Linked DNA regions of Homo sapiens: all the other regions are linked to region 2. A link is a contact called in ENCODE Hi-C or POLR2A ChIA-PET data. All regions are on one chromosome and are shown on one strand. Each heading gives the region's core, a stretch centred on a gene start or an enhancer-like site at or near the end of the contact. The rest is flanking DNA. Distances are from core to core; before and after follow the strand shown.

Evidence for each region. A loop is a pair of places that touch in the nucleus more often than their neighbours do. ChIA-PET counts read pairs that join two places held with the same protein, here RNA polymerase II (POLR2A). Pooled maps may share reads with other maps.
Region 1: a pooled map shows a loop between it and region 2 (4-fold over the local background). The contact joins two enhancer-like sites. A Hi-C loop is called at or near these places in 3 of 168 maps with a recorded cell type or tissue (heart left ventricle, prostate gland and psoas muscle), 1 of 37 single-sample maps with no recorded cell type and 5 of 50 pooled maps. POLR2A ChIA-PET finds 5 or more read pairs at or near these places in 2 of 52 experiments (SK-N-SH and WTC11).
Region 3: a loop to region 2 is called in a map with no recorded cell type, with 6 times the contacts of the local background. The contact joins two enhancer-like sites. A Hi-C loop is called at or near these places in 1 of 37 single-sample maps with no recorded cell type and 4 of 50 pooled maps.

The regions. Positions count from the first base shown.
Region 1 is chr10:63,151,446-63,155,839 of GRCh38, reverse strand. NRBF2 (nuclear receptor binding factor 2) reads right to left here. Exons shown (of 4, transcript NM_030759.5): 3 at 3,650-3,690; 4 at 816-2,329. The coding sequence ends at 1,622. Among named protein-coding and RNA genes, the nearest start is that of NRBF2, 20 kb to the right of the region's middle. Within about 2 kb of position 1,784, at least 3 of the 41 ENCODE cell types and tissues checked have a DNase peak (open chromatin) inside an H3K27ac peak, as active enhancers do.
Region 2 is chr10:62,452,674-62,457,506 of GRCh38, reverse strand. It overlaps a transcript of ZNF365 not described here. Among named protein-coding and RNA genes, the nearest start is that of ZNF365, 81 kb to the right of the region's middle. RefSeq lists an enhancer at 1-30. Within about 2 kb of position 2,291, at least 9 of the 41 ENCODE cell types and tissues checked have a DNase peak (open chromatin) inside an H3K27ac peak, as active enhancers do.
Region 3 is chr10:63,170,859-63,175,705 of GRCh38, reverse strand. All of the region lies in intron 24 of JMJD1C (jumonji domain containing 1C), which reads left to right. Among named protein-coding and RNA genes, the nearest start is that of NRBF2, 40 kb to the right of the region's middle. Within about 2 kb of position 1,350, at least 2 of the 41 ENCODE cell types and tissues checked have a DNase peak (open chromatin) inside an H3K27ac peak, as active enhancers do.

The DNA of each region.
Region 1 (4,394 bases), core at 535-3,034, 700 kb before region 2:
TCTCACTCTGGTGTCCAGGTTGGAATGCAGTGGTGTGATGAGAGCTCACTGCAGCCTCAACCTCCCAGGCTCGAGTCATCCTCCCACCTCTGCCTCTGGAGTAACCACAACTACAGGCGCGCCATCACTGCACCCAGCTAAAGTTTTTCTGGGTAGAGACAGGGTCTCACTATGTTGCCCAGGGTGGTCGCAAACTCTTGGGCTCAAGCGACCCTCCCACCTCAGCCTCCCAAAGTGTTGGGATTACAGGTATAAGCCACCACGCCTGGCCCTATTTCTACTAGTTTCGTCACTGGATTTGTGAGCCTAACCCAACTTCCTCAACCCAATTGTCCTCAGAGAAGGCAATATATTTTTCTCACTTCTGTAATTCCACACAGCAAATCCAAGCTTTAAACATGCCCAGTAGCTTGCACCCAAATGTTTTGCTTATATTCTCCTCTTCCCCTTCCTTCTCATGGAACATCATCCAGCTTGGTAGAGAGAATCCAAAGCAGCACTTCCCCACACTATGCTCTGACAGGGTGGCAGGTGCCCAAGGGACAGCTGCCTCCAGCCTAGAGCAGCCCTGAGCATTTTCCATGTGGTGGTCAGGAAAAAGGTTGGAAACAATACATTTAAACCTCAGGAACTTCTGTACTCTCTGTCACCCTAGTTGTAAGGGAAATGGACTACAAAACACTGAAAGAAAAAAAAAATCCTTGACACACAAAAGTAATCATCTAACCGCATCTGTTCAAATTCAAAGTTTACAACGCACAGAGAAGCCACTCAGTGCCTTGCTTTTTAACTATCAACCACGTTCAACAAAGGTATAAAACACAATTACTTTATTGATTTCTTACAATAAAATACTGCCAACTAGCATTACGTCCACTCTTGCATCATTAAAAACAAAGGGTATTTCCTCCTTGGTATTTTCAAATGATGCATTATACAATAAACGAAGTTAGAACTTAAAATGCACCCTGATTAATTATGTAAACTGGTAATTTGTTTTAAAAAGCATAATAATTTGGTTCCTTTCTTCATAAAATGGAAATTTAAATATTTCTTCTGATAGTCTTGAGGTTATCATTATGAGTAGTGCAAAGTGTGGCACATATAGTTTCATCTAGAAGGGTGTGTATCTTACACACCTTAAACAAACAGAATGTGCATTAACAAAATGCATACAGTCAATGCATGATAGAAAGCATGTTTCAAATATAAGGCAGCCCCTCCGGCCACCATATTATTTAGGTTTTGCATTATCATTTATGGCATTATAGATTAATTACACATAACTTTTATACATTTTAACCCTGAAGATAAGAAAAATAACTGTTGCTTGAAAGAAATTCTTCCAGGTAGCCATTTGGTTTGTATCAGGAGAAACCGAACCTCCATGAGTTTAGCGTCTGCCAAGTCGGAATCATTAGCTGAAGTGAGTGAATGAGATACGCAGCGCATTTCACAGTGACTGTTTCCCAAGTCCTGGCAATGCCTCTGCTCCCACAGTCCACCAGATGAAGCATTTCCGGGATTACCCTTCTATGTGGTTTTCCCTTTTCATTTCTTTTTGCTGGATTAACGATTACTGTATTATTTCCTCTTTTCCCCTTTTCTGTGGCCTTCCATTTTAATTATTCATAAATCCTTTCAGAATATCCTCAGAGAGCTCCATAAGAGGAAGTTCTGGAGATGGAAAATCCAAGGGAGGAAGATTGGGGATTGGAATGTCCTTGGCTTTCCCAGTATTTGCTGCGAACTTCTGCCAGGTTGAGGAGGCTGTAGCAGTTTCTGCATGTGGTGGCAAGCTCCATAACTCTGACGTTTCTACAAAATCAGCATCTACATCCAGCTCCTTTTCTATTGGACCTTTTAGAAGTCTGGCCTTTTCAGCCTTTAGTTGTTTATTTTCTTTCCTTAATCTTTCATTCTCAGCCACAAGGAATTCCACATGCCTCTTCAAATCTGCAATTTTGGTTGCCTGCTCCTCTATAATTGTTTTATCATCTTTTGGGGCTTTGCTTCCAATACATGGCTCTGCTGGCTCACTCTTTTGCTGAAGTAAATAAAGTAGTGTGTCTGGATCCCTGTCAAAGATCCCCTGAATCTCAGGCAGGCATTTCTCTGTGGAAGGGCTGTACTTCTGAGAAAGGGGACTCTGGCCCTCTGCATCCTCTGCAGAGGGTTTGTGAGATGTCTGAAGATGGGCAGCTGCATCCTTGTCTGTGTTCTGCTGGGCTTTCAATCTTTCTTCACGCTGGGCCCTTTTCCATCTCTCTTGGATGAGGAGGAGCTGTTTCATATGGCTATCCCTTTGCAATTCCAGTGAAAGATGAGCCTATTACATAGAAGGAAAGATAAAATTGGAAGAATATTTTAAGTATCTTAGTAATGTCCAACATACACTATTCAAAATCCTTTGTGAATAACCCAACACTTACAATTTACAATTTACTATGTTTGCAAAAATACCATTCAGAAAGTCAGAAGTCCTATTCCCAATCAATACACTAAATTGGATGTTTTCCTCAATGTGCCTGACCCCATGTGTAATGTCATTTGTACTCAAAATTAGAAATCTTTCCTCTGTAGACATATTAATTCTACCAACAGCTAAAAAGAAAGTCTTCCTATCAACCGCGTGTTTGGATAACTCAATGCATGCCTGTATCATGAGCAGATTCTATACTTTCAAAGGCAGTGAAAGGGATAGAACACAACTTTAAAGTTCCCTTGGTTCAGTTTGAGAAACTAGTGGCTTTCCCTGCCACTGATATACCTCACAGAAATGATCTCTTTAACTAATACTTTTATAACAAAAAGTTTTTAAAAAGATATTTTATATATATTTATTTTAGAGACAGGGTCCCTGTTGCTGAGGCTGAAGTGCAATGGCGCAGTCATAGCTCACTGCAGCCTTGGACTCAGGTGTTCAGTGATCCTCTCACCTCAACCTCCCAAGTAGCTAGAACTACAGGCATGTGCCACCACGCCCAGCTAATTTTTTAAGTTTTTGTAGAGATGGGGTCTCACTGTGTTGCCAAGGCTGGTCTCGAACTCCTGGGCTCAAGTGATCCCCCTGCCTTGGCCTCCCAAAGTGCTGGGATTACAGGCATGGGCCACCATGCCCAGTCTTATGAATAAATGTATCTTGAAACACTTGGCAGGGCCTCCCCAAACACAGAAGACAATTTAAAGCAATTGGTGAAACAAATTTAAAAGTGCCTGAACTGCTTAAGAATTCAAGCAAAGACAAGTGGGAGACTGGTCAGATTTAAATTATCTTTGACAAGCAAAGGGTGGTCCAACTAGTTTCCTCTTGGCCAGGCCTGTTTACTGACTGTAAGCTAATGATCAAATAAGAGCTAATGATTAGGAATGGTCCGAAGAGGGCTCTCTAAAAGGTACATCTGGCTGGCAATCTGAGATCTGTGAGTAACCACTAGAAAAAAAGAAGTTTCTGCATTCCATGTCTGGGGCATCGACTGCAGTTCATTTAGTTTTAATTTCCGTTGTGAAGTGCTCTTCCCTTGCCCATTTTATATATTTTTGACTATAGCATTTTGAGAGGGACACAATGCTTTGCTTTACACACAATTCAAGCCTCCACAAGAAAACCTTTCTAACCCTTGTCGCAAATATTGGGAATATGTCTCACCTGCTCTGACTGTGTCAGCTTCATGGCTTCAGAAAGATATGCTGTTAAGAGAAAAAATAGGCATGTTAATATGTGTCTTCATTTTGTAATTAACAGGTAAAAGGAAGAGTTTTAATAATCTTCATATGACAAAGAGAACTGGTCTGATAACTCTGATACAATTGGGGATTTTTTAAAAGAATTCTTAACTTCCCCCAAAAGGATGTCAGTGGCAATAAAATGAAAATATTCCCTACCCTATCTTGAAGGTTTTGTTATTTAAAACTCCTACAGATTTTATAATTCAGAAACTGAAGATGGTCTAATCAGAAAAATAGGTTTAGGAAAGATAAAAATCAAACAAGAACCTATCCAAACCCTATTACTCATCATACTCACAAAAATATCATGAGATTATCAATGACTTTTTATCCGTCTGAATACCTGGAATCTATCATTTTGGACTCCTATAGAATCACTTTTAATGAATTGTCTCTGAGTTAAACCATCAGCCTTATGGTTAAAAGCCCTAAGAACTTGTTGACATATTTACTGCGAGGAAGTTACTGAGGACAGTATAATGTCATTTATGAAGACCTTCAATAAACTTCTCTCTGATCTTAGATCCTCGGTGACTATTTGTTTGAATTTTAATAGCCAATGTAAAAATTATTATCTTTCCTCTTTAGGATGACTGCTAGAAAACTTAAGTCAAGTTCTTAAAAAAATATGCAAGAACTAATGGTACATTTTGTGAACTACACTA
Region 2 (4,833 bases), core at 1,042-3,541:
TGAAGTAAGCCTTCCTTCTCCACTCTTAGCTCACATGCTTTGGCAAATGTGAATGTAATTCTACACCCATGATGGAATATGGGACCTAGGTCTAGGCCAAAGTGTACAACCTATGCCCTTGGCCACATCACTTGTTTTGAAATGAGCAAGCCAACCCCATCTGCTTAAGTGGTATAGAAAATTATTGTGCAGAAATATTCTCTGCCTCCTTCTCACTTTCATGGGAGGAGAGTACGTCTCCATTCGGTTGATTTGGGGTACAGTCATGTGACTTTCTTTGGCTAATGAGATGTTAGCAGACATGACACAGCATAGGGTACACATGTTTGTGCAGCTGGTCTTGCACTCTTGTGCCTCTGTCATCACCATGAGAATATGCTTGGGATGGGTCACCGGTCTCAGGAAAGAAGATAAGAGACATATGGAACAGGGCTGAGCTACACTAGCCCAGAAGCGTAAGAAAGATCAGCAGAGCTGTCCATACAAGCCCAGCCTAAATTAGCTGACCCCCAGCTGAGCTCAGAAGTGTGAGCAGCTCCTACTAAGATCAGCAGAACCCCCAACAAGCCCAATCTAGATCATCTGACCTCAGCCAACCCACACATACACATGTTAAGTAAATGCTTATTGTTGTAATCACTGAGTTTGTGTGTGTGTGTGTGCATGTGTGCGCACGTGTGTGTGTTTTAACTGAGCATCATTGTGGTCACAGCTAAATAGCATTACAAGAAAGACAGATGCTTACTTTCCTGCTAGTCTAGAATCTAAGAGGATATGAAACCAGAGCTACAGCTGTGGTCACCACATAGAACTTGAAGATGAAGTGTGCAGACTGAGGACAGCTGAGCTGAAATCGAGTCCCGCTCACATTGAGCTCTCAATTTAGCCTGGTCTAATGCCAGTTCTGCCTCTGATCTTGTTTATATGAGCCAGTAAATTCCTTTTGTATTGCTGAAATCAGATGGATTTGGCTTTTTCTATCCAACTTGCAATCAGAAGAATCTTAACTAATACCAAAGTATACAGGTAACCAATGATAGAAATAAATTCATAAAAATGAGAAGAGAGGGGTGGGGGAGTGGCGTACACAAAATAATTTCTCATCTTACACGGCATGGACAACATAATGTTCAATTCAGTAAATCAAGAAATATAAATATAGGCATGTTTTATGGAGATGATCATGGGAAAGGACTGAAATAAGAAATAAAGTTGGTTTTACTGGGACAGAGAATATGACCAAGGGATGAGGTGTTCATTTTTTTTTTTATCTTATGGAGATCTGTGGTGTCCCATGGGTGGCCACTAGCAGCAGTTGGTCATTTAAATTTAAATTAATTAAAATTTAAAATGCAGCCTCTTGTTCACAGTAGCAGCATTTGTAGTGCTCAACAGCTAGCTACATGTGGCTAGTGGCTACTGTACTAGATTGAACAGATATTGAATCTGTCCATCACCATCACCGCAGCAAGTTTAGTTGGACAACGCTGTAGTGGAGTGTCAGGAGTCACTGTGTAAAGTCAATGAATCAAACAACAGAAGTTTAAATACATCATTCAAAATTGCCCCATCACGATTTCATGGTACAGGCCCTGGAGGAAAAACAGCTTAGTTTCCTTTCAAATCCCAGCTCTGATACTTACAAGTTACTGAACCTTGGGTAAGTCACATTGATCTTTCTGTACTTCAATTCACTTATCAGTAAAATGGCAGAATACATGCAGACCTTTCTCACAAGGTTGCTGTGAGAATTAAATAACCAAATATATGTAAGTTCTTATATTTTGTGCCCAGCATGTGGTAAACATTCAATATTTACTTTTTATTTTCTATCCTTCTCTAAGTTAATTTTATTTTACCATATGCACATAGTTTAAATAAACTATGTATATATGAGATTTATAAATCAGTATTTAAATATAAATATAATATTTAATTTTTATCTCTCATATACAGTATATGTACATATACATATATCTCAGCTCCAGTTCATGGGATTATAGATGCTTTCATTTTCTTCTTTGTACATTTCTATAGTTTCCAAATTTCTGTATTGAACATGTATTATCTTTATCACCAGAAAAAAAAGTTTTTACTTTTAAAGATACCAACATATTTTGAGATGAACAGTGTTCTACATCTGGATCATTTGCTTTTGCTGATTTAGTCCACAGGGGCCCATTACATAATCTGTTGTTAGCCAACTGGGGCTTCATGACCTCTTTCCTGGGCTATTACAAAATCCTCCTGGCTGGTCCCCTTCCCTGTCCAGCTCTCTCCCAGCCTCCCTGTGCTGTCTCCACAGTGCTGCCAGAGTGATCCTTCCACAGCACAACATTTATAACACTCCCCTGCTTAAAACCTGTCAGCGTTTTTCTGTCCTTTACAAGTTAACTGCCCAGTCCAAGGCATGCCCCACCAAAGCCTTCTTATTCTAACCTTGCCTGCCTTTCCAGTCTTTTAACCCCCCACCAAATGTATCCAAGTCTCCACCCACAAACCACAAGGAGGAACATTCTTCTACCCCTTCTCCATTTCCAGTTGGAAGTCCCATTTATCCCACAAGATGTGCCTAACTTTGCACTAATCTCCAAAAGCAGAGCTCAGAGCTCCCACTCCAATCAGCACCACTGTCTCAGAGCCTGTTCTACTGAACAGCAATTATTTGTTTACATTCCAGACTCACCCTCAAGTATGCGCTCCTTGAGGGTGTGGCATCTTTGCCTTCCTGTGTCCAGCCCAGAAATTGACACCAAATAGTGCTTAATAAATGGTTGTTGCACGGATTCAGGAAGAAATTGTTTTAATTAAGATAGTAAATGTTCACTGCAGAAAATTAGAAAGTCTAGATAAATCAGAAGCAAAGAAAAAAAAACATGAAGCACATGTAATACCACCTCTCAGTAACATCAACACCTTGGTATATGTCCACAAGCTAGATTAGAGGTTCTCAAGCTTTCTTGGTTCATGGCACTCTCAGTGTTTCCGTAAATTTGTCTAGCATTTTAGACCAAAATAAATTATGTTTATTATGTAGTTTAGTCCAAACACCTTAATGGTAGTATGTAGTTCCCAGTGTCCAAAGGTGTCACTGTGTTTCCCTAGAAATTTTAGAATATATTGGGATGGGTGTTGCTGTGAATTCACCATAGTGCCCCAGGATTCCTTGGCACACAGTTTGGGAATTACTGGTCTAGACCTTCTAAAAGGATCTTTTAAAATACAATACATTGTCATATTGTACAGACTTTTGTTAACCAATGATTTGTATTTAATAAGAAGTAATACATGACTTTCCTGCTTGGTAACTGCTTATCTACCAATAGCTAATATTTGATAAGTACCTGGTAAGTTCCCTATGAGGAAGGTGTAATGCTACATCATTATCTTCATGAAGAAGCTGAGACACTGAGTTGTACATGAACAGCAAGGTATACGTTTAAAAAGGAAAAAATGAAAAAAGAAACTGAGGCACTGGCAATTTAAGAAACTTTACCAATATCTAACAGGTAGTAAGTTCACAATCAGGCTGCAAACCCAAGAAATCAAGTTTTAGAATCCGTACTCTTTTAACCTTCACAGCATCATTTAAATGGGGTGTGAGGCTACAATGGTGTTCTATGGTAAAGATGTATTACAACTTACTTAAATCATATCCCAAATATTAGACATTTAAATTGTTTCCAAGTTTTCACTATTTTCAACAATCTTGAAATGAACATCTTTATGGCTACATACTTTCATATTTATTTCCTTGGAGAAAAAAATCTATAGAAGTAGAATTTCTTTGTCAAAGAGTACAGTTTCTCAAAGAACTAAAAATAGAACTACCATTTGATCCAGCAATCCCACTGCTGGGTATCTACCCAAAGGAAAAGAAATCAACATATTAAAAAAAGTACCTACACCCACATATTTATTGAAGCACTATTCACAATAGCAAAGATACGGAATTAATCTAAGTGTCCATCCATCAACAGATGATTGGATAAGGAAAATGTGGTACATATATACAATGGAATACTATGCAGCAATTAAAAAGAATGACATCACTCTTTTGCAGCTTGAATGGAACTGGAGGCCATTATTTTAAGTGAAACAACTCAGAAACAGAAAGACAAATACAGCCTGTTCTGTCTTATAAGTGGGAACTAAATAATGTGTCCACGTGGACATTGAGTGGGGAATGATAGGCACTGGCGACTCATAAGGGTGAGAGAGTGAAAGGGATGTGGATGGTAAGAAATTACTTAATGGGCACAATGTGCGTTATTTGGTGATGGATACCCTAAAAGCCCTGACTTTACCACTACAAAATCTATGGATGTAATAAAATTAAATTTGTACCTCATCAATTTATTTAAAAAATTTTTTAAAGATGTACAAACTCCAAGTTTTTTAGTACTTGTATTCCAGCTATTCTACCAAATAGGCTGGATAAATTTCTATTTCATTATTTGTTTTTTCTAATTCAGTGTTTCACAAACACTGAATATTTTTATTATTTAAAAAAATGTTACCAATAAATCTCCCTAAGCCAGGAAGATACACTTACATTTTACAAACCTTTCCACAGCAAAGAATATATTTATGGAACAATGAAGGTGGCAGTAGGAAGGATTCAAGGGACCTTGGGCCTGCCCAGTCCTTCTGTGACCATAGGAGAATAATTTAATATCTTCATTTCTACTTGTCTACTAACATGACCAGTGCTTTTCAAACTTTTCACAGAAATAGCCCAAAGATACAAGAGAATAAAAACTTATTCCTAGAGTTAGGACCCTGGGGTGTATTGATCTAAAGAGATCCATTGCAGGCATGCAGTTTTTCCTC
Region 3 (4,847 bases), core at 101-2,600, 720 kb before region 2:
TAACCCTTAAAATTAACAAGGTGTACCAGGGAAACCAGAAAAAACTCAAAAGCTGCTTTGCCTCAACAGTTGGTTCTCCACCTTTTCCACTGCTAAGTAATTGAGATGTAGCTGATGTATATTAGTTTACCAAGGAAACTTTCTCACATTTTATATAAGTATAGTCATTGACTGTTTTAGCATTTATGGCACTCTTCCATACAAATACTACTTAGGTGATAATAATTGCTTAGCTTTTAGGATGTGTCAGATTCAGGGTCAGATTTATCATTATTAGATCTCAAATGGCATTTATGATACAGTAGTAAAATACAAATGTCATAATAATAAATACCTTTTTCTCTATGATAATTTCCTGGAAAAAATGTATTTACATTAAGTGGTTATATTTTCCCATGGACTTATGATTATTTCAGAGATGTCATATTATTTATGTTTCATGTTTAATCTGGGATTCACCCTATACACCATTTCTTTGACTTCTAGACTCTTAGCAGAAAATAGCTAATCTGTATTCAAATGTAAATGCTCTCAAAAGAAGAGCCTATTTAAGAGACTAGTATTATAAATCTTTTTGTACATAGGAATAATCCTTTGATAATACAAAGTAGATTCCCTTGAAGATCTTTATTCACATATTGAATTTATCCAATGTCAGTTTTTATAAAGTTAACCTAGGTAGTGTAGTCATTTTTGTAAATTGAGATATAATTTGCATATAGTGAAATTTACCTTATTTAATGTATAATTCTGTGAGTTTCAACAAATGCATAGTTAGGTAACAACATAATCAAAATGTAGAACAATTCCATCACTCCGAAAAAATTCCCTCTTGCAGTTTTTTTTTTTGTTTTTTGTTTTTTGTTTTTTTGAGACAGAGTCTTGCTCTTGTTGCCCAGGCTAGAGCTCAGTGGCGCGATCTTGGCTCACTGCAACCTCTGCCTTCCGGGTTCAAGCGATTCTCCTGCCTCAGCCTCCCGAGTAGCTGCGGATTACAGGCATGCACCACCACGCCTGTCTAATTTTGTATTTTTAGTAGAGATGGGGTTTTTCCACGTTGGTCAGGCTGGTCTCGAACTCCTGACTTCAGGTAATCTGTCTGCCTTGGCCTCCCAAAGTGCTGGGATTACAGGCATGAGCCACCATGCTCGGCATCCTCTTGCACTTTTATAGTCAGCCTCTTCCCACCCAAAGTTCCTGCAACTAATCTGCTTTTTTGTCCCTATAGTTCCTCTTTTATGAGTATGCTGTAAATTTGGACTCACACAGTATGTACCCTTTAAGTCTGGCTTTTCTTAATGTATTTGAGATTCATTCCTATTGTTGTATTTATCAGTTGATTCTTTTTTTATTGCTGGGTAGTTGTATGAATATTTTTTTCATTTTTTAAATCCGTACATTCACCAGCTGAAGTACATTTTGGTTTTTTCCACTTTGGGGCAATAATAGATAAAGCTATCATAAACATTCATATACATGGTTTTATGTGAACAAAGATTTTTATTTCTGTTAAGTAAATACTGAATGGTGGGATTGCCTGGTGATACTATAATGTATGATTAAATTTAAGAAACTGCCAGACTATTCTCTAAATTGGTTGTTCCATTTTCATTTCCCAGTGCAGGGTTATGTGAGTTTCATTTCCTCTGCTTCCTCACTAGTGCTTGTTACTGTCAGTTTTGTTTTTAGACCATTCTAGTAAGTGTACAGTGGTGTCTCATGGTGGTTTTACTTTGTACTTTCTTAATGACTAAACATTGGGCATCTTTTTATATCTTCATTTGCCATCTGTATATCTACTTTGGTTAAATATGTGTTCAAATATTCTGTCTATTTAGCTGCTTTTTTTCTTACTGAGTTTTGAGTGTTTTTTGCCAATTTCTGATAATGTCTTTTATCTGATAATGTGTTTTACAAATACATTTTCCTTTCCTGTAGCTTCTCTTTTCAAAGAGCATTTTTTTTTCATTTTTCCATTTTTTAAAAGACAGTATCTTGCTCTGTTGCCCAGGTTAGAGTGCAGTGGCACAGTCATAGCTCACTGTAATCTCAAACTCCTGGGTTCAAGTGATCCCCCCACCACACCCTCCTGAGTAGCTAGTACTGTAGATGGACACCACCATGCCCAGCTGATTTTTTAATTTTTTGTGGAGATGGGGTCTTGCTGTGTTGCTCAGGCTGGTCTCGAACTCCTAAGCTCAGGCAATCTTCCTGCCTTGGCCTCCCAAAGTGTTGGGATTGTAGGCATGAGCCAACCCACCTGGCTGGTTTTTTCCATTTTGATGAGGTCCAGTTGATCAGTTTCTCTTTTATGGATGGTATTTTCATAGTATCTACAAAATTGTTGCCTAGCCCAAGATCACTCAGATTTTCTCCTCATTTTCTTCTAGAACCATTATAGTTTGAGGTCCTACATTTGGGTATGCAATGTAGTTCATCTTTGTATGTAGTGCATAGTATGGAGCGAGGTTCAATTTTTTGCATATGGGCATTTGGCTGTTCCAGTACTATTTGTTGAAAATACTACTTTTTAATGTTTTTCTTTTGAAAATGTAATACATAAACAGAAAAATTCAAAAGTATAAAAAGTTCACGGTGAAAATTCAGTATCTCACATTTTTCCCCCAGTTCCTTTTTTCCAGATGCAATCATTGTTACCCCAAAGAGATTCCATGCTTACACTTGTGTCCCTGCTGCTACTTTTTTGGGAACAGTGGTCTTTTAGTAGGCTCAAAGTGACCTTGTTAAAAAGTTAGGTTGGTTTACATATCCACACTTCCCCCTCTGTCTCACTGCCTTCATCTCGTATGGCTCTCCTAGTTCCTCTCTAGCCATCCTGCCCTCTTTGCTTCTTTCACACACACCAAGTATGTTTCCCCCCTCCCCCAGGGTTTTTGTGCTTCTTAATCTTTTTTGCTTGGAATCGTTTTTCTGTCAGGTATCTGTAAGACTTGCTTCTTTACACTTTTTTAGGCTTCATTCAAATTTCACCTTCTTGGTGAGGTCTAGTTTAAAGCTGTAAATTGTGTCCCCCAACTTTCTGTCGTCTTTCCTGCTTTATTTTCCTCCATTTCAGTTGTCACCTTAAAATATGCTTTATAATTTACTCACTTTGCTTGTCTTTTAACCCCCACTGGAACGTAAGCATGATGAAGTAAGAGATTTATCTTTTCCATTGCTCTCTTCCCATGCCTAGAATAATGCACTTAATGTTTGTATTATTAATAAGTCTCTATTCTGAAGGCCAGAAAATACGTTCTCAGTAACAACATGTTTTTGCACAAGGGTAGAGGAAAACAAATTTATGGCTTTCTATAATTTATATGTATTGGGCTTTTTGTAAAACATGTAAATGTTTACTTCTTCCTATATGTGCTTTCTCTGGCTACTTCCAAAAGTTTACTTAGGTTGGAATCCACTTTATGTCTATACACATTTTCTTTGAGATAGTTAGAAAATTCACATAGATTATAGAAACAAGATTACATCTATAAAAAATGTTATATCTAAATACACCAAGGCAGCATATATGACCTAGACTGACAAATTATATTCTGAGCTCTGCCACTAAATTGCTGAGTGATCCAAAACAAGATCTAACTTCTTTGCTACATATTTTGGCACAGAAATTGCCAGCTGTACAAAAGGGAATTGCTACCTTTCCTCTCCTGTGGGGTGTAATGACAACAACACAGCTCTTTATACTCTGTTGAAAGGATGTTGTCCGTAATTCACAATTGGTGGCAATGCAGTTTTAAGAGAAAATTCAAGGGAAGTAATAAGTGTTTACAATATTAACCTGGATTTGAGATGCATTATTACTTACAACCTGTTTAGGTCTTAGAAGTTCTGAAAACTGTTAATGACTTCAACACTTCCAGTAGGCTATAGGTGGCCCTCAGAATAATCAGACTCTAAATCAGTATTCTGACACTTCAGCATATGTTAGAATTTCATGGAGGGCTTGATAAAGCAGATTGCTGTACCCCACCACCAGAGTTTCTGATTTCAATGGGTCTGGGGAGGGACCTGAAACTATAGATTTCTGACAAGTTTCCAGGAAATGCTGATTTTACTGTTCAGGGACCACACTTTGGAAACCACACAAATAGGAATCTCATGCAAACCCAAGGCACCTATCAAAAAATTTTCAACCAAGTGATTCTGCATGACAAGGGCCAGCAGTGCTAGGGAAGAAACAACATTCTGTTCTTTGGCCCGTCAGCAATGACCATTGCCAGAGCCAAACTGAGAAGAGTGGGCTGTCTGTTCAAGGAAGCTGAGATATATAATCTTAGCAAGCTGAGGGAAAGCAGCATAGCCACAGCCCTCTTTATATGCTAAGAACTATTCTAGAATTGGAGACTTACAAATCTTACCTTGGTAACTGGGACTCAGTCTGTGAAACTCCTGTACATCCCTCCACAGAGCAATGACCCTGACCTCCAGGATTTTTGTCTCAGCTGTAGTATTCTGAGGTTTAGAGTGGCCTTTACTTAAAAACAGCAACAGTTGTTTTTTTTTTAAGTTAACACATAATCTTTAGTAAAATTTGTCGAAAAATACTAACTTTGATTGTGTTTGGTCATTTATCATGAGTTTAGAAAATTGTAAAGTTGTAATTCTCTGTATTTATATGACCAAAAGGACTTCTTGGCAAAATCTTTCCACACTAAGTTCTCACAAATAACTGAGTAAATAGCAATCACAGTGTCAATATAATAACCTTCCTACTATGAATACAAATTATATTTTCTTAACATTACCTATTTATAATTATAACTGATGCTTTTAGGCAAGTATGAATAAGACAATGTCAAGGAAGTGAAATATAAATGAGTCAAATG